Regions from separate parts of the Homo sapiens genome. Here region 2 is linked to region 1. A link is an interaction called in ENCODE POLR2A ChIA-PET data of the cell type or tissue named here. Cell type or tissue: PC-3. All regions are shown on one strand.

The links. Peaks named below come from ENCODE experiments on the same cell type or tissue, not always from the same donor. Only the 100,000 strongest peaks of a DNase experiment are listed, where the experiment ranks them.
Region 2: POLR2A ChIA-PET joins it to region 1 with 5 read pairs; 1 of 35 experiments calls an interaction of 5 or more read pairs at or near these places.

What each region holds. Positions count from the first base shown.
Region 1 is chr21:34,876,260-34,880,259 of GRCh38, reverse strand. All of the region lies in intron 5 of RUNX1 (RUNX family transcription factor 1), which reads left to right. All of the region lies in intron 1 of RUNX1-AS1 (RUNX1 antisense RNA 1), which reads right to left. Among named protein-coding and RNA genes, the nearest start is that of RUNX1-AS1, 42 kb to the right of the region's middle. In PC-3, no CTCF peak of the experiment used is centred here; DNase peaks (open chromatin) are centred at 1,129, 1,569 and 2,559; H3K4me3 peaks cover 2,475 bases; H3K27ac peaks cover 3,132 bases.
Region 2 is chr21:36,208,243-36,212,242 of GRCh38, reverse strand. It overlaps DOP1B (DOP1 leucine zipper like protein B), which reads right to left. Exons shown (of 37, transcript NM_001320714.2): 5 at 3,339-3,528; 6 at 592-690; 7 at 146-269. Among named protein-coding and RNA genes, the nearest start is that of DOP1B, 53 kb to the right of the region's middle. RefSeq lists an enhancer at 739-1,673 and a silencer at 2,278-2,572. In PC-3, CTCF peaks have their summits at 2,212 and 2,413 (motif pointing right); DNase peaks (open chromatin) are centred at 42, 1,992 and 2,432; H3K4me3 peaks cover 401 bases; H3K27ac peaks cover 3,107 bases.

The DNA.
Region 1 (4,000 bases):
GACTTTAATGAAACTAGGATTATACAATTACAATGAGGATTCTCTCTTGGATAACAATACAAAAGCTATTTAATGGAAACTGTTGACGTATGATCTGTGGGCTATCTGTGAAAAGTGACAGAGTTTCGAATGACCACTTCTAATAATTTTAGGGATTTCTAGTGTATGATGTTGAAACATGGTTTCAAGCAAGCTTACCTTTTTAGAAAAAGACATGAAGAAATAATGTTAGTACCATTGATGGCAGTATGATCTTCCTGTTGTATTTCTTTTCAATGCCTTATTTAGGAGGAGGGGTTGGGCCTGGTTAGCATTTTAGATACTAATAATATTAGAGATTGGATTATCCAAGAAATTGTTGCATTACTTCAGCTCCATGTGTGATTTTATTTTTCCTTGCCTTTAACTCATTATCAAAGCATTAGAGCAGAAATAGGAATCTTGGCTTATTGTAATTTTTTCTGGTTTCCAATTATTTTCAAGTATTATGTTTTCTTTACATTGTAAGAACCAAATCATATTTTATAAATAGCAACAAGTAGTAAAAGTTTAGTTGAGGGAGGTAAGATAGTTTTTTAAACTCATTTTTTGTAATATAGTACCGATTAAGCTTACAAATAAGTTATTTCAAGTATAATAAAAAGACTTATGGTAAATACCTAAATAACAGTAATAGTTCTCGTATTGAAAAAAATGGAAGCACCAATCAAACAACATTTAAAATAAGAGAAATTATTACTCTTTAAAAAGGCATTTAAAAACAAGAAAATCTCAGTTCTCAGAGAATTTGATTAGTCAGAAAGGAGAAAGGGGTAAATGTGAGTTGATTATTTTGGTGATTATTTTTGCTATCCTAGCTATCTGGAGCATTTTCATAATAGAATCATAGCTGGAGAAAATAAAAAATTTATATAATGTGATTGAAAATATATATTCATAGTACTATATTAATAATAGGGTAATGCAAAGAAAATTATATCCACTTTTTGAAAGCATGAGTGATGCTATAAGATATAAAAGCATAAGTCATTAAATGGGTTCACTTGTTGTATTAAAAGTCCCCACCTTTCAGTAAATGGAATTTGCATTATGATTCAGAGATGTGTGTCTAGAAAACATCTTAAAGGCTTCGGATGAGTAGCTGGCAGAGTGGGTGAGAAGCCAATAAAAAACAAAGGCCCCACAGCCTGGTCCATGCCCATCGGCCTAGCTAACTCTCTTAATTCAGTTCTTGTGGATTTCTGCTGTTAGGAATCAATAGCTAAGTATCATTGAATTGCTTTTCTAGAGAAAGTGTTATCATCATACTATGCATCTGTGTGGGTCTTCAAGTTAGGTTTTGGTCATAAAAGTTTTAAAAACTATTTAGTGATCCGTGCCAGTGACATTTTCCCACAAGAAGTTCAGTAGTGGCTTTCCGGCAATGCACAGTAAACCAGTGATAATAAAAAAATGAGATTTTGAAAGCAGTGTGCTTTCTTTTCTGGCATTGATGGCTGATCTTGCATCCCTCATTGACCATTTCTGTTTTGAGTGGGTGACTAATAGGTGCTTGTGTTTACTTGGGTAACAGTGAACTGTTTCCCCAAGGTGTGGAGTGTTTGCATTTGGCTGCAGGATTCGTGCCAGTATGCCCTTGAGTTTGCATAAACCCCAAAAAGTAAAATAGCTGCAACCAAGGCTGGGCTGTCTTCCCATACTCTGGAATGAGAAAATTAATTGAAATGCCATAAACAGACAATATTTTGAACAGACTCTCCTTCCCACCAGTGATAATAAGCAATAAAAAATACGGAAACCCTAATGGAACATTTGACCCAATTGTAATTACTGTGGATATGAATATTGTTGGTCTTGAGATGTATATATATATGTGTGTGTGTATATATATATATATATTTTTTTTTTTTTTTTTAGTCAGCGCTACAAAAGTAAATGAGCTGTCTGAAGGCCCGATTTGACTCTGTCATAATTTCTTTCCATAGTCATAAAATATAACTTGATTTTTCTCTTTCAAGTGTAAGTGTCAACACCAAAGCCTGCCAGATTTTTTTCTTTCTTTTTCCTTCTTCTTCTTTTTTTTTTTTTTTGCAATTTGCTTCCCATTAGGAAGAGAGCAGATCATTCTGACTAATTTTAACAATTAGTCTTAATCTTCCTCACTGAATCTTACCTTTAACAGTTTCATTACGTTTTATTAAGTGATCTTAAGACAACTGTCTCATTTTCTGTTTTTGAAAATGTGCTTGAAAATATACCCTTGGCATGAACACACCACGCCATGGCTCAGAAGGCCCTGGCTCTTGGCTCATCCAAACTTTCAGTGCCAATTTTGAATTCTGTCAAAAGCCACCAGTCTGATGGATTCTCCAAGGGGCCTAGTAAGTGGTGCAAAATGAAAGGTAGAGAAAGAAGTTCTCTTTCTGTGACCAGCTGCCAGTCCATGGGGATTGTAAACCTCATAGAAACTGCCAGAGGTTGAACATGGAAGGGTTTTTCTCTGTTCTACAAAACGAATCTATCTGGGCGCTGGCTGCCATCCAGGATCACAGCTCCTAACCTCGGGTTCATTCCGTAACTGGGAAAACCTGCCTGTCCGGCTTTGATGGCCTCGCTGGCTACACTGGCCCTGTAGAAGCCTGAACCTTCTCTCTTTTCTTCCATTCCCTCCTTTTTCTCCTTGGCAGTTTAAATCTTGGTTCAGAGTGTATCTCACCCTTGGAATGTTTCTCTCTTTGATTCAGTATCTCCATGTAAATCGACCGCTCCTTTACAAAGGAGGAAGAGATAGCAGCTCCCAGGAGATGAGGGTTAGGGAGCTCTGGGGACCGGGCTGAACTCCAGAGGTCATGTGAGCACAGAGGTTATTGTTCAGAATAATTCACATTTTAGCCAAATGGACTGGGACTCCATGACACCCCCAAAAAATTGAAGTTCAGGGTCAAAAGGAATTCTCTTATGTGAAACGAATTCACTGAGCAGCTTATATCAGTTTACATCTGCAGTTGAGGCAAGTGCTACATCACCTGCCACCTTTAGAATGACAAGAAAGTGTATCATGGCTTCAGCTGAGAGAAATTTAAGAAATTTTAGCAATTGGTATCCGGGCACAGTGGCTCACACCTGTAATCCCAGCACTTTGGGAGGCCGAGGTGGGTGGATCACCTGAGGTCAGGAGTTCAAGACCAGCCTGGCCAACATGGTGACACCGCCATCTCTACTAAAAATACAAAAAATTAGCCAGGTGTGGTGGCGGGCGCCTGTAATCCCAGCTACTCAGGAGGATGAGGCAGGAGAATCGCTTGAACCCAGGAGGTAGAGGTTGCAGTGAGCCGAGGTTGCGCCACTGCACTCCAGTCTGGGCAACAAGAGCAAAACTCCATCTAAAAAAAGAAAAAAGAAAAAGAAATTTTAGCAATGAAATCTGTGACTGCTTCATCCCAGTTGGAGTATTTAATCAGTCAGAGAATAACTGATCAATCAGGAAATACAGCTTTAGTAATTTCATTTCAGAACCAAAGAAGAAATCTCTCCAGCTGCTTTATCAGCTGCATTGTTGCTGCAGGAGGAAAGATGGTCTACTGCACATTTCTTTCTAGTTTTTTCTTAGAATATGATTTTTAATCTTTGGGGAACATCATAGATACTTTTGAAAATCCTTTGGAAGGCTTTTTCCAAGGACAAAAAAAAAATGCACGTGTTCACTTACACACAGAATTACGTATATCATTTCAGTTTCTAGGCTACCAGAACTCATTTATGGACCTTCTGGGGATCCACAGACCCTAGGCCAAAAATTTGTGAATTTGGAACTTTGCATTGATCATGGAGGGCCAGCTTAGCCCTATGCCGCATATAGTAGACACCTGAAAATGAATAAATACATGTACAAATGAGCTAGACATTTTCTTGAACCTGTGCTGTTTTGGTAACACCTGTGTTTTTGTTATCGCCGGGGTCTGGTTTGTCTAATTAAGAAAGTAGATCTCCTTGAAACCAC
Region 2 (4,000 bases), 1.3 Mb before region 1:
ACCAGTGCCATATTTAGTCATTGTGGTATCTTTCCATACTTCATGATTCAGAGATACATCACCAAGACCAAATCTTATTCCAGAAGTCAGCACTAAAAGGTTTCATATTAACTTTGACTTTAAAAGGGTGTATACTGCTCAGTACCTAGTAACCATGCATACAGTCTTCTGTTCAGGGACATGTCCCTTCTCAGTAGGGTCTGGGTGGCGGCTGAGAGAATGCGCACGATGTCAGATCTGAGGAGGGGGATGGCTCTCTCATTGGAATCCTATTAGAAGGACAGAGAAATTTACTGCAAGGGAATGATAGGGCAGATTGCTGACTTTTTGACACGCAGCCCTTCCTTGCTGGTCTGCAAAGCTCTATCTCAAAATGGGCTGGTTCCTTACACATTACCCATGGAAAGAAGCTATTCAATACGTGCAATGAAAACGCTATCCTTGCAAAAATGAACAAGGACTTTTCACTGGCTACCAGCAAATAATGCCCATGAGTGGCTGAGCTGTCCTCGTACGACAGAACTGCTTGAGATCTATATCCCACCCCTTGGGAAACACCAGTGACTTACCAGAAGAGTACAAATTACTTACCAGACAGGTATAAAATGGGAAGAAAAACAGAACGATTTCCAGATTATTTCTTTGCACAAGAACATTTGAGTCCAACAGGGAGGCACGCAAAGACTTCACCTGTAAACGATCAAACGGCACTAGCATTTTCAGGCTACTCTTTATGGTCATAAAAACGAAAGTAACCTTTCCCGGGAATCTTGAAACTCCTGCGTTATATCACTCAGAAGAGAACCAGCAGCCACAGGTCAGGAGGGTGTGGGTTCTAGCTCTCGAGGCCACAGGCTGCGTGACATCGGAGAAGACGTTCAGCTGCAGACCTCACTGTTCCACGTGAGAGCCGGAGGGGTTTGGACCAGATGGCCGGGTTCTATGATCTCAAATTCTACGATCCCAGAAAGGATCCAACAGGAACCTTAAACTAAAGCTCTGAAGACACATGGGAAAATAATTCCTGATCAATTCAGTAGATATTCTGAGTGTCTTTTCTGAATACAGATAGGTAGACTAGAGATGCATAAGAAATTAGAGCCACAGACAAACGCTCAGAGTTCAGAAGAGGAGAGCTCTTTCAACTGCAGAGAACAATGATGCTCCACGGGAAAGCTGGGCTTGAAGAACAGGAAGGAGCTACACTGAGACCTCGAAGAAGGGCAGGAATGCACAGCCAGGGGGACAGAAGGGAACAGCCGGGAGCAAAGGCACTGTGAGGCCAGGCCCTGTGGCAGTCGTGTGGGAGCGCAGGGCCTGCAGGGAAGAGTGAGGTGCTGTGGCTGGGAGCAGATGGTTAGAATGCTCTTGAGCTTGGACTATAGCTGTTGGCAATGGGAAGTCAGATATTTTTATTTTTTTATTTTCTTTGAGACAGGGTCTTGCTCTGTCACTCAGGCTGGAGTGCAGTGGTGTGATCTTGACTCACTGCAACCTCTGCCACCGGCGTTCAAGCGATTCTCGTGTCTCAGACAGCTGAGTAGCTGGGATTATAGGTGCCCGCCACCATGCTCTGCTAATTTTTTTTGTTTGTTTTTCAGACAGAGTCTCGCTTTGACACCCAGGCTGGAGTGCAGTGGTGCAATCTTAGCTCACTGCAACCCCCGCCTCCCAGGTTCAAGCGATTCCTTTGTCTCAGCCTCCTGAGTAGCTGGGACTACGGGCGCCCATCACCACACCCAGCTCATTTTTGTATTTTTAGTAGAGACGGGGTTTCACCATGTTGGCCAGGGTGGTCTTGAACTCCTGGCCTCAGGTAATCCACCCGCCTCGGCCTCCCAAAGTGCTGAGATTACAGGCATGAGCCACTGCGCCCAGGCTAATTTTTGTATTTTTAATAAACGTGGGGTTTCATCATGTTGGCCCGGCTGCTCTTGACCTCCTGACCTCAAGTGATTCACCTGCCTCAGGGCTCCCAAAGTGCTGAGATTACAGGCATGAGTCACCGCACCCAGCCGGGAAGTCAGACATTTTTAAAGCACAGGATACATATGAGCAAAGCTAGGCTTTCTCCCCATCCCAAATCTCTTAGCAGATTTGGGATGGGAAGAAACCAGTCAGATCCAAGAGTAAGAGACAAGAAGCCAGAGCAGGGCTGAGACGATGGAGAGAAAGAGACAAAGGGGATACTGACGGGGCAGGAAAGGGACGTGTTCATCGGGGTCGCCTGTGTCCTGATCATTGTGCGAGGCGCTTTTCATCCATTTTTCCACCTTGTCATCAGAGAGATCCTGTGAAGCAGGTCTACAACCCCCATTTTGCAAAGAGAAATGGAACCAGAGGGTAATTCACACTCAGCTGCAGATCTTCTCACCTGCGAATTCAATCTGAACACTTTAAGATCAAAGTGTGGGAACACCACCAGGTGGCGAAAGACAGCAAGACACAAAAGCACAAGAGGCAGGTTTGGGGAAAAGAGACAAAGATCTGGGAGGTTACCATTTCTAAGGGCACGAGAAGGGATGTCGTTACCAGGGAAGAGAGCTTCCCTTGAAGGGCCTGGAGATGGATACCTGGGGGACCCCAATAATTTAGGTTTGAGAGCAGCCAATGGAGACAAGAGAGGAGGGGGAGGACGCCAAGGGAGGAGGGGGTTTCCATGTGTGAGTGGGCAGTGGCCCCCGTGACACAGGACAGAGGAAGGAAACAAAGACCCGCCAATGCAGCAGACCCTCTGCGTGCAGAGGCCGTCTGAGCGCCGTGTGCAGCTAAGCACATTTCTGCAAAGCCAGGGGCCTCCAGAAGGGACCTCTGAGGGTGTGAACACTTATTTGAATGTATGAATCTTAATGCCACTTTGGGAGGCCGCGGTGGGTGGATCACCCGCCAGGCAGGCAGTTCGAGACCATCCTGGCCAACATGGTGAAACCCCATCTCTACTAAAAACACAAAAATTAGCCGGGCATGGTGGTGGGTGCCTGTAATCCCAGCTACTCGGGAGGCTGAGAGAGGAGAATTGCTTGAACCCGGGAGGCGAAGCTTGCAGTGAGTCGAGGTTGTGCCACTGCACCCCAGCCTCGGCGACAGAGCGAGACTCCGTCTCAAAACAAAAACAAAAACAAAAAAAACCTTAATGCATATGTTAAAAAAGCCACCACCAGCCTCAACTGCACAAGGCCTCCTTCTCGCCTTGCTCAGCCGTTCGTTACCCAGACTTAAGCTTGGTGCACCTCCCTTTCCTGGATGTCCCTTTGCAGCTTCAGTGACAACCTGCCCATGAGGATGCTGTGCCCACATGTCGCCTCCTCCCCATGCCCTGTGAGGAACACAGCACCCACCGTGAGTTGGTGATTGGTCCCCAGCATGTACTTCTGCTCCCGGCCGGGGGCATCCCTGTTGATGTGGCCCACCACGAAGACTGAGGCAGGGAGGCGGATGGACGGGCTGGCCAGGACGCTCCCCCAGAGGGCGGTGTAAAACACCTCTTTGCCAACCACCAGCGACAGTCTCAGGAGCAGAGCATCCGTTCTGTTGATGAGAGAGGATAGGGTTCAAGGGCTCGCCCCATCTTCCCGAGTCCCACTGCACACTGCTCTGCGAATGCTGCATGAAGAACCACAGCGGATTCGCCTGGCTGGGGAAGCCCCACCTTCCTCATCGCCGGGAGCCGCTGCCATCTCTCACCCTGCTGTGTGTGTCCACCTGCTGGCTGTCACACTGACCCTGGATTTGCCAAAACCAATGTCACTAGGCAGCGCGGTGTCTTGGCCAATGGAAAGTGGCTAAGCAGTCGTGCGTGGCAGGGCAGAGACCCATCTCCACCCTGGCCGTGCCACGGATGCCTAGGTGCTCACGGAAGGGAGGTTCCACCATAAGAGGGATAGGCAGGTCAGCCACTTCACAGAAAAGCGGAAGGAGCCATTGGTGTATCAAAAACAAGCATATGCTGAGGAGACTGATCAAAGACTTAAGCAATTAGATGCCACCAACTTGAGCACAG